Linked DNA regions of Mus musculus: region 1 is linked to region 2. Evidence: chromatin loops called from intact Hi-C (ENCODE). Cell type or tissue: heart. All regions are shown on one strand. Each heading gives the region's core, and the rest is flanking DNA. Links, peaks and the distances in the headings are about the cores only.

Region 1 (5,368 bases), core at 152-5,151, 100 kb after region 2:
CCATCTGGCCTACAAGGGAAGGGGTACCTTGGGAACAAAATAGGCCGAAGGTTTAGACAGACCTCTAGGAACAAGACTTACACGGGCTGGAGGTTGGGTGTCAGAGGGGAATTAGTTCTAGCAGCTCCTTAGCCCTTTCTGCCCTACTCTTTAGAAAGGAAAGGAGAAAGACCTGTTGTGGAGTTTCTCCTGGGTAAGGGGCATGAGAAGCATAGGGGCTGAAACACGGTTTCATTTAGAACCTGGGCTGAAATGGCCAGGCTGCCCTAGCCACGGACCCTCGAAGATCCCGGCCATCAGCCTCATCCCTTCGTAAGGGCTTAGGCACCGTGATTCCTAAAGCTCAGAGGGACAGGGACAGAGCTGCAGCATCCGAGTGAACCATTGGCAGCCATGCCTTTGATGGATGCTGCACAGCCTGTCCGGCTTGGTGGGGGGGGGAAAAAAAAGTCCTTTATCTAAGCCTAACACAGGCTACCACAGGAGGCTCTGTTCCAGGATTCTGGCCACTACGCGAGCCAGAAGTTCCAGAACACAGATGTAACTATCTGCCTAGGAGAGACCAATTCAGTGCTCCCCAAGCAGGCCTGACAGCCCAGACAGCTGCATGGAGAGCTGCAGCTGGCCAGGGAGCCAGAAACTGGGAGGGGCTGCAGCAGGAGCTGGCATTTGTATTCACGGGGACAGGGGAACATAGTGGGCAGTTAGTACAAGCTCAAGGGGGCCAGCATTCTGTCCCGGGAGTCTCTCAGCACTCCCTTCCTCAGCCAAGGACCTGAGGCATCCCCTCCTGCCCCATGCCTATTTTTTGCCAGCCAGGGACTTCCTCAGCAGCTTGGAGGTTGGGGAGGAGCCCCCTCACCAAAGCCATGACTCAGCGCTTGAAGCCCCACCCAGGGAAGGGCTTGCAGCCAAGGCTGGGCCGGCTTCTCTTCCGGGGCTCCCCTGCACCCCCACCCACAGCTTCAGGGACTATGAGACATTCCTAAGGCTGTCACAAGCCCTTATTCTAGGCCAAGAGTCCCAAAGCAAAACTACCAACGTTTCTAGGTTTGGGTCTAGGCTCCACCTCACTTCCACATCCTTCAGACAGCCCCACCCTGCCTCACCTAAAGGTTCTTGGCCACAAAGATCAAGTTATAACTTCAGTAAAACCTTAGAGTAGACAAGGTACTCTTCGAACTCATCCAGTCACAGCCCACCCCACACCACCAAGCCAGGTTCCATCACCCCAAGACCAATGTCCGGAGAGTCATCCCCAGCATTCCCCTCCTCCATCAAAAGAAATGATGTTAAGCCTAGGTACCTGCCACACCTACTGCAGCCCCACAAGTCCAACTGGCTGGCTGTGGCAAAGAAGGCCTAGAGGTGAGTGGATTTCTGCTTAGGCCCAAAACCCTGTACAAGGCAGGGTAGAGCCAGGGCTTTGCAGAAAGGGGTAAGGGCAAAAATGAGAGCGCTTCAACTGGGGCCCAGTTCCATGCACTGAGACCTTGGCTAAGACTCCTACCAAATGGATGCAGAACTGTGGGGTATCAGAGGCTCTCAGACCACTCCTCTCAATAGAAAACAGGAAAGCATAGTTGACTGCCTTAAGCCCCCTGCCTATAGTCAGTGGACACTCTTGGCAAACTCTAACGCTCCAAGGTGTTTCTGGCTGACTCTCTTGCAAGGTGGTTTTGCAAAGAGCTGGACTGCTGAGGTAGGCCCTCAGAAACCCAGCACTCATGTACATATGTGGTCAAGCTCACACGAGCAAAGGCATGATACATGCTTATACATAAACATGCATACATGTATTAGCACAGGGCATGCAGACATGTGTTCCAGGGATACAGTGCACACTAAAACACACACCTGCATACGTTAACATGTGTCTAGTAGCATGGCAAACACGGTTCACGAATCCACAGAGATGTAGCACATGTACACACGTGTCCATCCACACTAGGCTATGTGCATGCATCAAGCACACCAACTCCGTATCACAGCTCACCCACACATTCATGTGCACCAAGGAGAGCAGAGTGGCAGAACATGCTCCCCCCCCCCCCGTGTGTGTGTGTGTGTGTGTGTGTGTGTGTGTGTGTGCACATACAGAGGTGGGACACCTCACGAAGGTCCGAAATTTCAAATGACACACAGGAGGTACTCCATTACTGTCTGCCAAATGCCACTCAATGAAACAGATGTATATCTGTGTGGCCATGTGGTTCACACAGATGTGCACGACTGTATTCCAGGAACAATAAAAGAAACAAACCCATAGGTGAATAAGGCCCATACCCTTCCACCTAAACACGACTTCCTCATCCTTACAGCCTCTACCCCTTCAGGCTCCTGGGTCACTCATACATCCGTTAACTCTCACCAAGGTGTCTATCTCAGGCCCTGATGGCTCCGGCTGGTTGCACCCATACACTGCTCTGGACATACGGATCAAGATAGAGACCAAGCAGGGTGCCAGACAATCCTAGCCAGAATTGGACTACAGGGCCAAGGAGGAGCCCAGTACTTGTGGCACACCAGAGCATACACACAAAGAAGGGTGGACAGTTCTAGAGATGGCACTGGACGCAAATGCCCAGTGACACACAGCTGCCCAAGGCGGTCTGCACACTCACCCCCGCGCGCGAGGTGATCAGCACAGGGGCGTCTTTTGTTCCGGTCCCCCGAGGCCGGAGGCGGAGCTGCGCAGCTAGGGGACCGCGACTCCGGCTCCCGCCGGTTTGTCCGTGCCAGGTCTTCTGCTCCGTCCAGGTGGACTCGGAGCGGTCACCACGCTGGACACCCCTTGCCCGCCTCCGGCACAAAGGCGGCTCCCCATCCCCGCCCGCGCCCTACCCCGGGCCCGCAGCACACCTGAAGCGCGGCGAGTCCTTGATGCATTCCTCGAACTCTACCGTCATGGCTGCGGCGAGCGGTGCTCACTGTGCGGAGGACCAAGGCGCGTCGAGCGGCATCCCCGGCCCGTGGACCGTCTGTGGCGCCCGCGCCGAGCTGCGCTCCGCGCCCGCCCGCCCGCCTGCCCGCCTCGGTCTGAGCCCGGCGCGCCGCGGCCCCGCCCCGCCTGTCACCGCTGGGGAGCGTCGCCAAAGTCAGCCTCTGCCTGCGCCACCCGCTGTCACCTCCGGGGAGCGTCGCTAAAAGCGCCGCTGCATCCCCTCGCCTGTCGCTGCGCTCTGTCCTCGGTCACCACGGTCTGGGAGCTGGGCCGGCCTCGGCGGTTGGGCTTCGGAGTGGTTTGGCTCGGTCGCGGGACAGGGAAGGGCACGGCTCGCCCACTTCAGGCATCACGGCGGTGGTGAACTCGGCTGGAATGCTGCCGACGGACACACTCCGCGACGGCGGCGGGGAGATCGGGAGTGAACGAATTAAGGTCGCTTGTGCGGAAGCGACCCATCATCGCGCCCCTGTGAGGCCGAGGACAGGAAACATAGCCGGCTCTAGAGGACCGCACTTTGCACCCGATCCCTAAGCTTGGCTCCGCCCCCGCCTCTCCATTCAGGCGGGGCGGACCGAGTCAGTGCGCAGGCGCCGTCCCTGCTGGGCTGGGTCGACCGCGGGCCACGTGCAAGCGCCCCGCCCGCTCAAATATGGGCTCCTGCGGGGCGGTGGGCTCGGTGCGTGCGCGCTACCTTGTGTTCTTGCAGTACTTGGGCACTGACTTCAAGTACGTTTTCCCGCTGTTACCCCCGCGTTCTCCACTCGGCCTCGCGGGAAGTCCGCGAGGTGACCAGGACGGGCGCGATCGGTCTCGGGATGCGGGATTTTAGGAGCCGAGGAACACAGTGGCCTGCACCGAACCCACGCGCCTGGGCGCCGAGACCCCTGGCGGGACAGCGTCCACAGACACCGCAGATAATTCCTTCCTGTTTCTCTCCGCAGTGGGGTTGCGGCCGTGAGGGGCAATCCGCGCGCTGTTGGGGTGCTGAACTTCCTGGAGGTGAGGACCGGTTTGGGGAGGAAGAAGCAGTCGGCAGCTCCAACCCCTACCCACTCTCCTCCTCCTATTCCACGGACTCCGGCCATCGATGTGGCAGCCGCCTGTACGGTTCCCGCAGGAGGCTGCCAAGCGGCTGAACTCTGTCGACCCGGTCAGGTTCACCATCTCTAGCCGCACCGATGCCGGGGTGCATGCCCTGAGCAACGCGGCGCACCTGGACATCCAGCGCCGCCCAGGGCAGTCGCCTTTCTCCCCGGAGGTCGTGGCCAAGGCCCTCAACACCCACCTGAAGCACCCGGCCATTCGGTGAGCCCGGGGTTTTGGTATGGTTCTGGGCTTTTTTTTTTGTCTTTTACCATTGCACCCCACTGTGGTGGGAGGCAGAGATTTCCATAGTGCTGTGTGGACAGTTGGGCATACTCATTCCTGGGATGAGCCAGATCTGCTTGCCACAGTGTACTGAAGGCCTTCCGAGTGCCCAACGACTTCCACGCTCGACACGCAGCCACCTCCAGGACCTACCAATATCGTCTGGCCACAGGCTGCTCCTGGCCTAATCAACTGCCTGTGTTTGAACAAAATGTATGCTGGGCTCTGCAGACAGAGTGAGTGAGCTAAGAATGGGAAGAAAATGGCTCACCATCCATCTGCCTGGGCTCTCCTCAATAATGCTCATTTGGCTCTGCAGGTACCTGGATATGGCGGCCATGCAGGAGGCTGCCCAGCACCTCCTCGGGACACATGATTTTAGTGCCTTCCAGTCTGCTGGCAGCCCAGTCACAAATACTGTACGCACACTTCGAAGAGTCTCAGTGTCACCTGGTCCAGCCAGCCCATTTGTCCTCCCCGAGGGGAGCAGGTGAGACGACTAGCCTTTCACTATGCCAGGACTAGAGGCCACCAGGGTCATTACTCATAATACCTCAATAAAAGTGAGATGATGCTAAATGGGTATATTGCACATCCATTGGGCCTAGAGGGTGTAAGAAGGTGAGCCAGAAACTTGTGTCTTCTTCCTGTTGGGTGGGGTCTCTGCCAGCCTGGGGAGCACAGGGTGGAAAATGTTGCCTTTCTGAGGGCCCTGCCAGACCCATAGCTCTTTATAGCAGGTAAGTTCTGGCAGTCTCTGAAAAGATTTCACTAGAGCGAATAGTTCCATTCCACTTTGACAGACTACGTTAAGTTCTCTGCTTCAAACACCAGGAATCAGCCGCTCACCTTGAGAACATAACATCTGGAACCAGCTCCAAGGGTTTGGTAAAGGGGCTTTGGTGTGACCAGGCACAAGAGCACATGGCCTAGGTTCCATCTTGATAGGTGGGCTGGCTATGTCCTGCTTCAGCACAAATACTTTAGCCCCAAAACATGAAGGCCCAAAGCAATCGCTATTTCCCGTGCACAAACTAACCAATGCTCTGTTAT
Region 2 (5,368 bases), core at 179-5,178:
CACAGGAGGTGGACATGGGTGGATCTCTGAGTTCAAGGCCAGTCTGGTCCACACTGTGAGCTCCAAGCCAGCCATGGATAAACAGTAAGATCCTATCTCCAAACAAGATCCACACACAAGGGGCTAGGGATATATATATATATATATTATATATATATAGCTCAGGCAGGGGTGAAACACTTGTCTGGTGTGCTCAAGTCCTAGGGCTGATCCCAGCACTACCGGGGGGGGGGGGGGGGGGGGAATGAAGAAGAAAAAGTGAAAAAGGAAAACAACAAATGATGTTTTTACTTTTTAAAAAAGAAACTGGAGAAATGTACTTGGCCAGGCTAAAGTTGCAGCACTTCCTGTACCCTAACCCCACACACCAACAACACAACAACGTAAACCTGACTCCATTCCTCCCTAATCACTATTCCAGTGTGTATTGGACGGCTGCGGTCACTCATTCTCCAGACCCCAGCTTGACCACAGAGCTCTGTGACCTTGGTTAAGGCATCTGACCTTTGCTGTAGAGAATCTATTATAAGCATCACCTGTCAATAAAAAAGCCTATGGTTAATGAGCTAAGGCAGAGAATAGGAGGTGGGACATCTGGCAGGGGTAGAGAGAATTCTGGGAAATGCTCAAGGATTTGCCCCGGAATGATGAGGAGACGGGTGTAAGAATACAAGGAGAAGAAAACAGGCATGAAACTCAGGAGTTTCATCTTGTCATAGCTTCTACACATATCAGTTTCCAACCAGTAGTAAAAAGGAATGCTAGTGACACCTGTAGTGGAGGTGACAATGATACCCCTTGATTTGCCATCAATCGAAGTCAGATGGCATTCTATTTGTCAAAGTCACAACTGTTTTATGATCATTTGTTAATCTCTACCTGGGCCTAATTTCTAAATTAAAATTTGCTGTACCTATAACAGTCTACTCAGGACTTAGTTCCACCTAGGTTTCAGGAATACACAGGGTGGCTGGGGGAATATCTGTACTTCTTTGCCATCCTTACATTATAATTCTGATGAAATCAAACTATATATTTTGTTTCTTTTGCTTTTTTGTTTTGTTTTGAGACAGGGTCTCACAATGAAGCCTTGGTTGGCCAGGAACTTGCCAAGCAGACTGACTAGGCTTGCTTCGAGTTACAGGCAGTAGACTCAATAGTTCAAGGCCAGCCTCAGCTACATAGTAAGTTCAGGCAGGCTACATGAAACCCTGTCTGGAACCTATCGCTAACAACAACAAAAGAGGAAAGGGAAAAAAAAAAAGACCACCAAAGTCTAAAAACCAACAGTGTAAAACAGCCCAAAAGCTGGTAGTGGACTGATGATTTAGCCCAGTAGTAGAGCCTTTGCCCAGCATTTACGGTGCTGGATTCGATCTCCTCCAGCAACACAAAAATAGGAATGTAAAGAAATAAAGCCTGGCAGGAAGAAAAAAAAAAAAGTTAAGTAAAAGAAAAGAAAAAGCCTTTAATTCTAGCACTAAGGAGGCAAAGGCAGGCGATCTCTGAGTTCCAGTGCAGCCACTCTGGTCTACAGAGTGAGCTCCAGCACAGCCCGAGCTACACGGAGAAAGCTCGCTCGTCTCGAAAAACGTCAACAACAACAACAGTAAGTAAAAGCAATGTCGGTTTAAGAACTACGCCGAACAGTACCGGAGAAGAACGCCCACCAACCCGGGCTGGGCAGGAAGGTTTTACCCAGGCCTTCCATTTCCAGCTCACACTACTAGAACTCATGGCGCACGTTTTACCAAAGGGGAAACCGAGGCAGAGATGCTGCTGGACCACAAGTTGAGGTCACAACGCCAGCCGGTAACAGAGCCCCGAGCCTCAGATCCCCCGCGGCAGTGAGTTCCGGAAGCAGCAGCCGAGGAAGAGGGCGGCCCGCGGGGTCGAGCCGGCTCAGACCTGGCGCGATTCGAACGCTACCCGAATGGCCTCCCAAGCCCGCCCCTCGCACGGCGACTGCAGGGACCCCTCACTCACCCCGGCTTCTGATGCGCCGGGTCTGGGCGCCCGCCAAGTCTTACGCAGAACTCGGCTCAGGCCGCCGCCATCTTTCTTCCGGGAAGGGGCGAATAAGACAACCGGGAACGGTGGGGAAAAAAACACCCGGCCTCCGGTACGAATCTCGAAGCCGCCATCTTTCTTATGGGCGGAAGCAGCCTCTGCGAAGCAACCAATAGGAATGGCGCGCGGGGTCACGTGTCAATCATTCTGGGCCCAGCCCTATCCTTCAAAGCCGCCCTGGATATCAGCTCCGGGGAGTCGAAACCCCCAGCCACGGTGCGCCTCGGGGCTCCTCCCACGTTACCAGGCCTAACCGGCCGCGCCAGTCTCCGAGTCGCGCAGGCGCCTTCCAGCGTCCGAGTCGAGTCGCGCAGGCGCCTTCCAGCGTCCGAGTCGCGCAGGCGCCTTCCAGCGTCCGAGTCGCGCAGGCGCCTTCCAGCCTCCGAGCCTTCCAGTCTCCGAGTCGCGCAGGCGCCTTCCAGTCTCCGAGTCGAGTCGCGCAGGCGCCTTCCAGTCTCCGAGTCGAGTCGCGCAGGCGCCTTCCAGTCTCCGAGTCGCGCAGGCGCCTTCCAGCCTCCGAGTCGCGCAGGCGCCTTCCAGCCTCCGAGTCGCGCAGGCGCCTTCCAGCGTCCGAGTCGCGCAGGCGCCTTCCAGCGTCCGCGCCTGCGCTCCTCGGCGGCCTCTCGCCCGCAGCATGAAGGTATTCCGGCGCGCTTGGCGGCACCGGGTGGCGCTGGGCCTAGGCGGCCTGGCGTTCTGCGGCACCACTCTGTTGTACCTGGCGCGCTGCGCTTCCGAGGGCGAGACGCCCTCCGCTTCCGGAGCCGCTCGGCCCCGCGCTAAGGCCTTCCTGGCGGTGCTGGTGGCCAGTGCGCCCCGCGCGGTCGAGCGCCGCACCGCAGTGCGCAGCACGTGGCTGGCACCGGAGAGGCGTGGCGGACCCGAGGACGTGTGGGCGCGCTTCGCCGTGGGCACTGGCGGCTTAGGCTCGGAGGAGCGGCGCGCTCTTGAGCTCGAGCAGGCGCAGCACGGGGACCTGCTGCTGCTGCCCGCCCTGCGCGACGCCTACGAGAACCTCACGGCCAAGGTCCTGGCCATGCTGACCTGGCTGGATGAGCGCGTGGACTTCGAGTTCGTGCTCAAGGCGGACGACGACTCCTTTGCGCGCCTGGACGCTATCCTGGTGGACCTACGCGCACGGGAGCCCGCACGCCGCCGGCGCCTCTACTGGGGCTTCTTTTCCGGGCGCGGGCGCGTCAAGCCGGGAGGTCGCTGGCGAGAAGCAGCCTGGCAACTCTGCGACTACTACCTGCCCTACGCGTTGGGCGGTGGCTATGTCCTTTCTGCGGACCTGGTGCATTACCTGCGCCTCAGCCGCGAGTACCTGCGCGCGTGGCACAGTGAAGACGTATCGCTGGGCACCTGGCTGGCACCAGTGGATGTGCAACGGGAGCACGACCCACGCTTCGACACGGAGTACAAATCTCGAGGCTGCAACAATCAGTATCTGGTGACACACAAGCAAAGCCCAGAGGACATGTTGGAGAAGCAACAGATGTTGCTGCATGAGGGCCGGTTGTGCAAGCATGAGGTGCAGTTGCGCCTTTCCTATGTCTATGACTGGTCAGCTCCACCCTCCCAGTGCTGCCAGCGCAAGGAGGGCGTTCCCTGATGTCACTGCAGGTGCCGGGGTCTCTCCTGACACAGGCCAAGCATCCTGAACAATCTGATAAATGATCTGGGCTGAGCTTGGTTTATCCAATTGCTGTTGAGACCTTGGGACTGATGGCCAGAGACAGCTAACAATGTCTAGTCCACTGAGGGTGCCATTAGTGGTCTGGTGTAAGGCCTACCCAAGGACATCTGGTTATGAATGTGGAGATTGCATCTGAGCGCGTGCGCGCGCACGCGCGCGCACACACACACACACATGCACACACACTGACCATGTAATGCCACCTATCAGCCATCTGGAGTGTGAGGGAAGGGCCTCCTCACTTGATGAGTTTAGAGTGCCCTCATTCTGCAAACTCTGCAGCTCACTGCCCATCTTGATTGTTCTGCACAGCCTCACCTGCAGACTGTGTTGAATTCATCTCAAAATGTTACTTGTCAAAGTTGTCTTTGTATTGTTCAGACAGAGTTCCATTCTGTTGTGTCTCCCGTTTTTTATCTTTTGTCATGGACAAGTATGAGGTTTGACTTGATTTTCAAGTCAACTAGGTTAGAATTTTTGTCTCAGTGGATAGAGGTTGATAAATATAATGCAGTTTGCTTAGACCTATTTATAAATATTGTATGCTTGCATAGATAAGAATTTACAGAGGCAGGCAAATCTCTGGGTTCAAGGCCAGCCTGGTCTACAGAGTGAGTCCAGGATAGCCAGGACTATGCAGAGAAACCCTTAAATTTTTTTAAGTTGGGAGTGCACGTCTTAATTTATTTTTAACTAAAGGAAAATACTTGTGTCAGATTTTGTATCTGTGGATTAATCTGTCAACAGCCTAAGTGGCCAACCCCACTTCTGGGTGTGTTTAAAGCATAGAAGAATATTTAAACTATCCATTTCTCTTTCAGGTTTACACATAAATCAGTCTTTTTGTGTGTGTGTTTGTTTCTGAACAGACATGACTTTTAAAGCTTTTCAGGGTGTGTGAGCGTATGGACTGTAAGGCACTTGGGATCAGAATGTCCACACAAAGTTTGTCTTTCAAAGTGGTTTATTCACACCAACAGTCTTTACAGTATCGGGCTAATATAAAAGTTAAGCAGCTGTCTCACCAAGCAGGTTCCACCGTGTGATCTCTGGGAATACATTTCAGAATACTTCTCAGCCACCACCCACCGTCAAGGCCTTCAGTTATCAATTGTGGCCGACTCCAAGGAGGTCCTTGAGAGTGTAAGCATGTGGCCAGTCAATGGCGGGCTTAAGTGGGCGGAGTAACAGCACCTGAAGTTCCGGGGTGACTGAGGCCAGGGCCACCAAGAGAGTCTCAAGTCCCTTAGGTATCAACATGGGAGGGTATGGAAGCCTTGTCACAGGAACATTGACAGTATGATCGATTGACAGGCCATCCCCAGGGTTCTCATTTCCTTGGGTTCACGGCCATATCAGTGCCACCTTAAGGTTAGTTCATTAGCATATCAAGGCCTATTCTGGACTGCAGGGTGGGCTGCCAGTGGATTTGCTTCTGAGGTGTAGCTCTTGTCAAAGCTGCCTAGTGGCAAACTCGAGCATTATTTCAAATCACACAAGAAGGCCTTTGAGTTACACAACATGGTTTTTAAACTATGTTCCATACAAGCTTCCACAAAGACCTTCAGATTCCTGGTGTCTCAGCAAAGTTTCAGAGATCCA

The links. Hi-C counts contacts between places; a loop is a spot of excess contacts. Peaks named below come from ENCODE experiments on the same cell type or tissue, not always from the same donor. Only the 100,000 strongest peaks of a DNase experiment are listed, where the experiment ranks them.
Region 1: a loop joins it to region 2, with 1.9 times the contacts of the local background. A loop is called at or near these places in 2 of 42 quality-filtered maps.

What each region holds. Positions count from the first base shown.
Region 1 is chr4:155,889,936-155,895,303 of GRCm38, reverse strand. Pusl1 (pseudouridylate synthase-like 1) reads left to right here and starts at 3,542. Exons shown (of 8, transcript NM_001033490.1): 1 at 3,542-3,673; 2 at 3,889-3,946; 3 at 4,065-4,252; 4 at 4,402-4,551; 5 at 4,635-4,805. The coding sequence starts at 3,597. It overlaps Acap3 (ArfGAP with coiled-coil, ankyrin repeat and PH domains 3), which reads right to left and starts at 3,429. Exons shown (of 24, transcript NM_207223.1): 1 at 2,863-3,429. The coding sequence starts at 2,909. In heart, for the core only: CTCF peaks have their summits at 492 and 3,171; DNase peaks (open chromatin) are centred at 873, 1,813, 3,083 and 3,493; H3K4me3 peaks cover 5,000 bases; H3K27ac peaks cover 3,003 bases.
Region 2 is chr4:155,989,953-155,995,320 of GRCm38, reverse strand. It overlaps B3galt6 (UDP-Gal:betaGal beta 1,3-galactosyltransferase, polypeptide 6), which reads left to right and starts at 2,643. Exons shown (of 1, transcript NM_080445.4): 1 at 2,643-5,368. The coding sequence starts at 2,705. The coding sequence ends at 3,682. Sdf4 (stromal cell derived factor 4) reads right to left here and starts at 2,478. Exons shown (of 7, transcript NM_011341.5): 1 at 1,987-2,478. In heart, for the core only: CTCF peaks have their summits at 2,220 and 2,882; DNase peaks (open chromatin) are centred at 2,220 and 3,470; H3K4me3 peaks cover 3,443 bases; H3K27ac peaks cover 2,538 bases.